Linked DNA regions of Homo sapiens: region 2 is linked to region 1. Evidence: chromatin loops called from intact Hi-C (ENCODE). Cell type or tissue: psoas muscle. All regions are shown on one strand. Each heading gives the region's core, and the rest is flanking DNA. Links, peaks and the distances in the headings are about the cores only.

Region 1 (2,918 bases), core at 270-2,769:
GTTTTGGGTGTCAACCAGGAAGTGAAACTGACTAGCTGTGGGAAGCAGCCTACCTATAGGAGTGTGCCTCTGAGTGAAGGTAAACAGTGGTGTGGGCAGCTGAGCCAGGGCTACGCCTGCAGGTGATGGCCTAGTGGGGCTGTGACCCATCTGGCCTGACTGGGAGGAGGAAGCAGTGTCTTCTGTGGTGACATCCTCTCTGCACAGACAAGAGTCACCCAGTCCAGCAGGTTGAGAGTCAGCTTGGGGCCCCTCGGCAGAGTGGCCAGTGACAAACCATGAGACCACCAAAACATGGACATGCCTCAGTTTGTGATAGTGGATTTCAAGAATGTAGAATGGATTTTTGTGGTTGCCCATCCCACACTGGGCACTCTTTCTCTCTCAGTGACTGTCTTTCATCCCATTTGCTGAGCAGTCTGGAGAGTCACTTGACTCCGATTCCTGGCATTGCCATTACGAGCCCCATGTGTTCTTAGGCACATCATTTAACCTTTCTGAGCATCTGATTTTTCCATTAATCAAATAAAGAAAATAACTCATGAGTGTGTTAAGTTTGAGAAAGAATATCTGTAAATAGCACTGCAGTTAGTATCGTGAGTAATAATTATGCAGGGGAGTCTCTCACATAGTTCCGTGATCAGAGCTTCGGGCTTGGTAGCCAGAGTCATCAGAATAAACATATTTTTCAAGACGAATAAACTATTTTATGCCCTCTGGGGTGAGGAGGCACAAAGAAGAAGGATGGGGTTTCCAGAAACCTGAATGATCTAATAGTTGCTTTTGCTGGCTGGCAGGGCACATAGTCTGCAGGTTCAGGTTGTCTGAAGATCCTGCAGAGAACAGTAGCTGTCCACCTTTGCTTCACTGCTCCTGCAGCAGGGAGTACACGTGCTTGGAGAACCTGCTTGGGGCTTGACAACTGTGAATCATTATTAGCTGGGAGCAGCATCAGCCCTGGTCCTTAGGACCTATGAGTGGGATGTATGTGTTGAGACGTGTTTAAGCCTACGTTGAATATATTTAATGTGGCTAGGAATTCCATTTAAACATTAGCTGTCAGCGCTAACATGCATGCTCCCACATTCACCTTTCTGTTTTCCTGTGCAGTGGAGAGGAGAAAAGGAACGTGGCCCCTCCCTGAGTGTAGGTCCCAGACGCTGGACTCTCTGGAGCTTGGATGAGTCATACAGACGCACAATTGTGGTGTTAGGGAACAGCCTGCTGGCAGAACCCATGCCAGCCTGCATGGTACAGCAGAAGGAGCCAGTTACCAAAGGGCTGGATTTGTGTGTGTGTTTGTTTTGTTTTTATTACTATTGTATAGCGATAAAAGAATGTTGATAGATATACATATAAAGAATCATGATAAAATATATTCCCACGTGTTTTGGCACCTCGTTTAAGAAAGGGAATATCACCATGGCCTTTGAAGTCCCCAAATCCCCCCTGTTCCCCTTCTGATTGGACTGGATTTTTCAGGTGAGATTTTCTTTCCGAATGCCTGAGGCTCTGAAGGGAAAGTGGCTTGCCTGAAGTTCCAGTTCATCAATCATGGTGCCAGAGATTGGATAAGCCACCCAGTGAATGTGGTGGGGAACCTGATTCCATCTGGCCTCGCAAGTCTGATGAAGGGTGAAGCCTTTCACCTTGTTAGGCCCTGGTCACCTCTGACGCTTTCTGATGCCTGGAACAAGCTGTCCCGTACCCCAGGTCTCCAGCTCCATCTGCTCTGGCATATATAGCTTTAATCTTCTGGCCTGTCAGCCAGCAAGAGTGAATAGCAGCTCCCCATTCCTGCAGAGGTCACCACAGGCCAGAAGCCAACTGCATGCTGGTGATGGTTCTCTAGCCGCATGGGAATGTATCTTTGCAGCCCTTCGAGATAGCACCCAGAGGCTGCCAGTGAGCTTCTCTCGTCTCTTTGCACTTGGTTTCCTTCCTGTCACCCTGTCTGAAATCTGTGTCCCTGGCTGGAGGCACAGAACAAGAACCACCTGGTCTGGCAGGCTGCAAACATTTTATTTTGGGAATAGTCTGTATTCTTTTCAGCAAAATAATTTCCAGGGGATCAGAAAGAACCACTGAGAAATGTACATAGTGATGTTGGGTTAGAGGAGTGGGAAGCATTTGTTCTCCTTCTTGAGGTAGTAACATGGTTTAATAATAATAGTAATTCTCAGTGAAAACGTCCCTTTGCAAGACTCCTTGTTCCTGGGAGGTCTCAGGAGGCTTGAGTCAGGGTTTTGGCCTCTCATCTTTGAAAACCCAGAATTGAGAAACTTCAGATTAGAAAAGAGGATCTTGCAAGCCCTCCAGGCCAGTGTCCAAATTGTGGGATTTCTTAGACCACTAATGTTTCAATAAACTCGGGTGACAGATTGCCAGCTTTTTATTTTGCTGAAGACATTAAAACAATCAACTACCAGCCATTCTTCCCCATGTTATAAAATGAAGGACTTTTTAATGACAACAACAAAATGATACCTATCATTTCTCAATAAAGAATGAACTGTAACTTGAAAACATTCAGCTTTACAAAGAACTGTGAACTACCGTGTCCTGATTATTCTCCTTTTGACACAGTTGGGTGGCATCTCTGTTGCAGACTGTAAGGGGCTGCAGCTGTAATCCAGTGGTTCGCAGCCTCGACTGCATATTGGAATTACCTGGGAAGCTTTTAAAACCTCATATGGATGCCTGAACCCCACCCTAGAGACTTTGACTAGTCTGAGGGCTCTCCGTGTGATTTCATTTTGTTTTGTTTGTTTGTTTGTTTGTTTGTTTTGAGACAGAGTCTTGCTCTGTTGCTCAGGCTGGAGTGCAGTGGTGCAATCTCGGCTCACTGCAACCTCTGCCTCTCCACTTCCAGCAATTCTCGTGCCTCAGCCTCCTGAGTAGCTGGGATTATAGGCACC
Region 2 (2,918 bases), core at 163-2,662, 190 kb before region 1:
GCCCAGTTAGGTCAATGCTGCAGTGAACTGTGATCTCACCACTGCACTCCAGCCTGAGCAACAGAGTGAGACCCTGTTTCAAAAAATAATAATAATTTTTACATTAATTACATGTTGAAATAATACATTGAATGTATTAAGTAAAATAAATGATAATTTCATCTGTTTCTTACTGTGGCTTCTAGAAAATTTTAAATTGCATATGTGGCTCATATTATATTTCTGTTGAACAACACTTGGCTAGGTAGATAATTTAAGGCCTTGTATAGGCTAAGAAGTTTGGCCTGGCCTGGCACGGTGGCTCATGCCTGTAATCCCAGCACTTTGGGAGGCCAAGACAGGCGGATTGTCTGAGGTCAGGAATTCGAGACCAGTCTGGCCAACATGGTGAAACCCCGTTTCTACTAAAAATACAAAAATTAGCCGGGCGTGGTGGCAAGCACCTGTAATCCCAGCTACTCGGGAGGCTGAGGTAGGAGAATCGCTTGAACCCGGAGGCAGACGTTACAGTGATCCGAGATCGCGCCATTGCACTGCAGCCCAGGCAACAGTGAGACACTCCGATTCAAAAAAAAAAAAAGAAGTTTGGCCTTTATTTCTAAACTAGTGGGAAGCAATGGAACTGTTTTTAAGGAATGATACGAACTGATGTCCTTTTCCAGAACAATATTCTTTCTACTTAGAATGTCTTAACAAATTTTGTATATTAATAGTTCCCTTCCTTTAATGGAAACCCTCATGACCTGTATTCTGTTTCTCTTTTTACGCCTGACTTCTAGAGGCAAGCTATAGCATCTGGTAGCTCCCAGTGATTGCTTCCTTTTTGGTAGGCTGTTTGTTCCCTGTGACCAGTGAACCTCCCTGGTTAAAATAGACATAGAAAGCTGACCTAGCCAGGCATGGTGGCTCACGCCTGTAATCCCAGCACTTTGGGCGGATCACAAGGTCAAAAGATCGAGACCATCCTGGTAAACATGGTGAAACCCCGTCTCTACTAAAAATACAAAAATTAGCTGCTTGTATTGGCACGTGCCTGTAATCCCAGCTACTCGGGAGGCTGAGGCAGGAGAATCGCTTGAACCTGGGAGGTGGAGATGGCAGTGAGCCGAGATTGCACCACTGCGCTTCAGCCTGGCGACAGAGCGAGACTCCATCTCAAAAAAAAAAAAAAGGAAGGCTGACCTAGATCAGTGACAGAACAGAGGAAACTGCCATACCTCATTAACTTTCTGTTTTACCATCAGACCCTGTGAATCAGAACCCTACAGTTTAGAAGGACTTGGGTGAGTGCAGCCTTTCAGCTCAGCAGCCACAGACTAGCTATATTTTAACTCTCCACAAGGTGGTGCTCTCTTACAATAACAATAGTCAAAATTTTGGATTAAGTGCAAGAAACATTCTGTTGCTTGTTTCAGAGACGTTTTTATCATTGGACCAAGTAAGATTTAAGTTGCCTCTAAGTTTAGAGTCTACTTAATTGGAACACTTCTAGTAACATTACCTATGAGGGTACTGTGAAGCTCAAATAAGGTAAAATTAAAAATCCTATGCAGGCTGGGCACCGTGGCTCACGCCTGTAATCCTAGCACTTTGGGAGGCCGAGGTGGGTGGATCACGTGAGGTCAGGAGTTCGAGACCAGCCTGGCCAACGTGGTGAAACCCCGTCTCTACTAAAAATGCAAAAATTAGCTGGGCGTGGTGGTGGGCGCCTGTAATCCCAGCTACTCGGAAGGCTGAGGTAGGAGAATCCCTTGAACCCAGGAGATGAAGGTTGCAGTGAGCCAAGATCACACCACTGCACTCTAGCCTGAGTGACAGAGCAAGACTCCATCTCAAAAAAAAAAAAAATCCTATACGTAGCCGGACATAGTGATGTGCGCCTGTGGTCCCAGCAACTCAGGAGGCTGAGGCAGCAGGACCCCTTGGGCCCAGGAATTTAAGGTAGTGGTGAGCTATATGACTGTGCCACTGCACTGCAGCCTGGGTGACAAAGTGAGACCCCATCTCAGAAAACAAAAACCTATAAAAGTATTGGTCCTGTCATTAGGTGTCTCAGAAAGTAGATTTGTAGCAACCTATCTCCTCTTCATTGCATGATTTTTTTCCTGCTGGAAATATGTTTATATTGCAGTTATTGAATGGAATTGGTATTTTGTTCACAAGTGTTAGTGTCCCCACACCAGTATAGGTTCTTTCTTCTTTAAACCTACTTATATTTAGTGTCTACCTTCTGATCATAAATTACCAAAAGGAAGTCTAGGATTTTGAGAGTTTTTGAGAACATTTTCTTCCATTACACACACACACACCCCACACACACACACAATTGGTAAGATGGTTGAAAATAAATATTCAGAGTTCCAGGATCTCTGTTGATACTAAGCATCATTCATGGTCACCCTGCTTCCCTATTACAAGTAAGAATTGGTTATATCTCCTTGTGCTTCATGAAACCTGCTTAGATGGGTTGAAGAAAGACCCATCTACATTGAACCCACCATTTTTCTGGTGGTAAACTAACCATAATTCTTCAAAAGCACAGAAAACTAAAGCACTTATATAGCTGTCTATAAACAAAATTTGCATTTTATTCTAATGATTTCCTTTTTATCACTTGACTCATTTTCAGGGGAAGGTGCTATTAACCTGGCTTTGGCTCAGAACCGAAGCCAAGATGTGAGAATGAATGGACCCATGGGAGCTGGAAATTCAGTTAGGATGGAGGCGGGATTTCCTATGGCAAGTGGTCCAGGTAAGACCTCCCACTCAATTGTATGACATTTTACTAGTTTCCTTTTTTGGCTTATTTGATCATTTGAGCCCTGCAAGATAGGTGGGGGTTCATGGCATACTTAACATCTCTATTTGCTGAATCAGGAAAGCTAGACATGAGTCCTTCCCGGAGGCTAGAGGTCACA

Evidence for each region. A loop is a pair of places that touch in the nucleus more often than their neighbours do. Peaks named below come from ENCODE experiments on the same cell type or tissue, not always from the same donor. Only the 100,000 strongest peaks of a DNase experiment are listed, where the experiment ranks them.
Region 2: it touches region 1 in a loop (3-fold over the local background); 49 of 110 quality-filtered maps call a loop at or near these places.

The regions. Positions count from the first base shown.
Region 1 is chr20:34,577,586-34,580,503 of GRCh38, reverse strand. The region is part of intron 10 of PIGU (phosphatidylinositol glycan anchor biosynthesis class U); the gene reads left to right. Among named protein-coding and RNA genes, the nearest start is that of MAP1LC3A, 20 kb to the right of the region's middle. In psoas muscle, for the core only: a CTCF peak has its summit at 1,224; DNase peaks (open chromatin) are centred at 1,203 and 1,754; H3K27ac peaks cover 1,280 bases.
Region 2 is chr20:34,768,298-34,771,215 of GRCh38, reverse strand. It overlaps NCOA6 (nuclear receptor coactivator 6), which reads left to right. Exons shown (of 15, transcript NM_014071.5): 5 at 2,630-2,752. Among named protein-coding and RNA genes, the nearest start is that of NCOA6, 56 kb to the left of the region's middle. In psoas muscle, for the core only: a CTCF peak has its summit at 1,324 (motif pointing right); no DNase peak of the experiment used is centred there.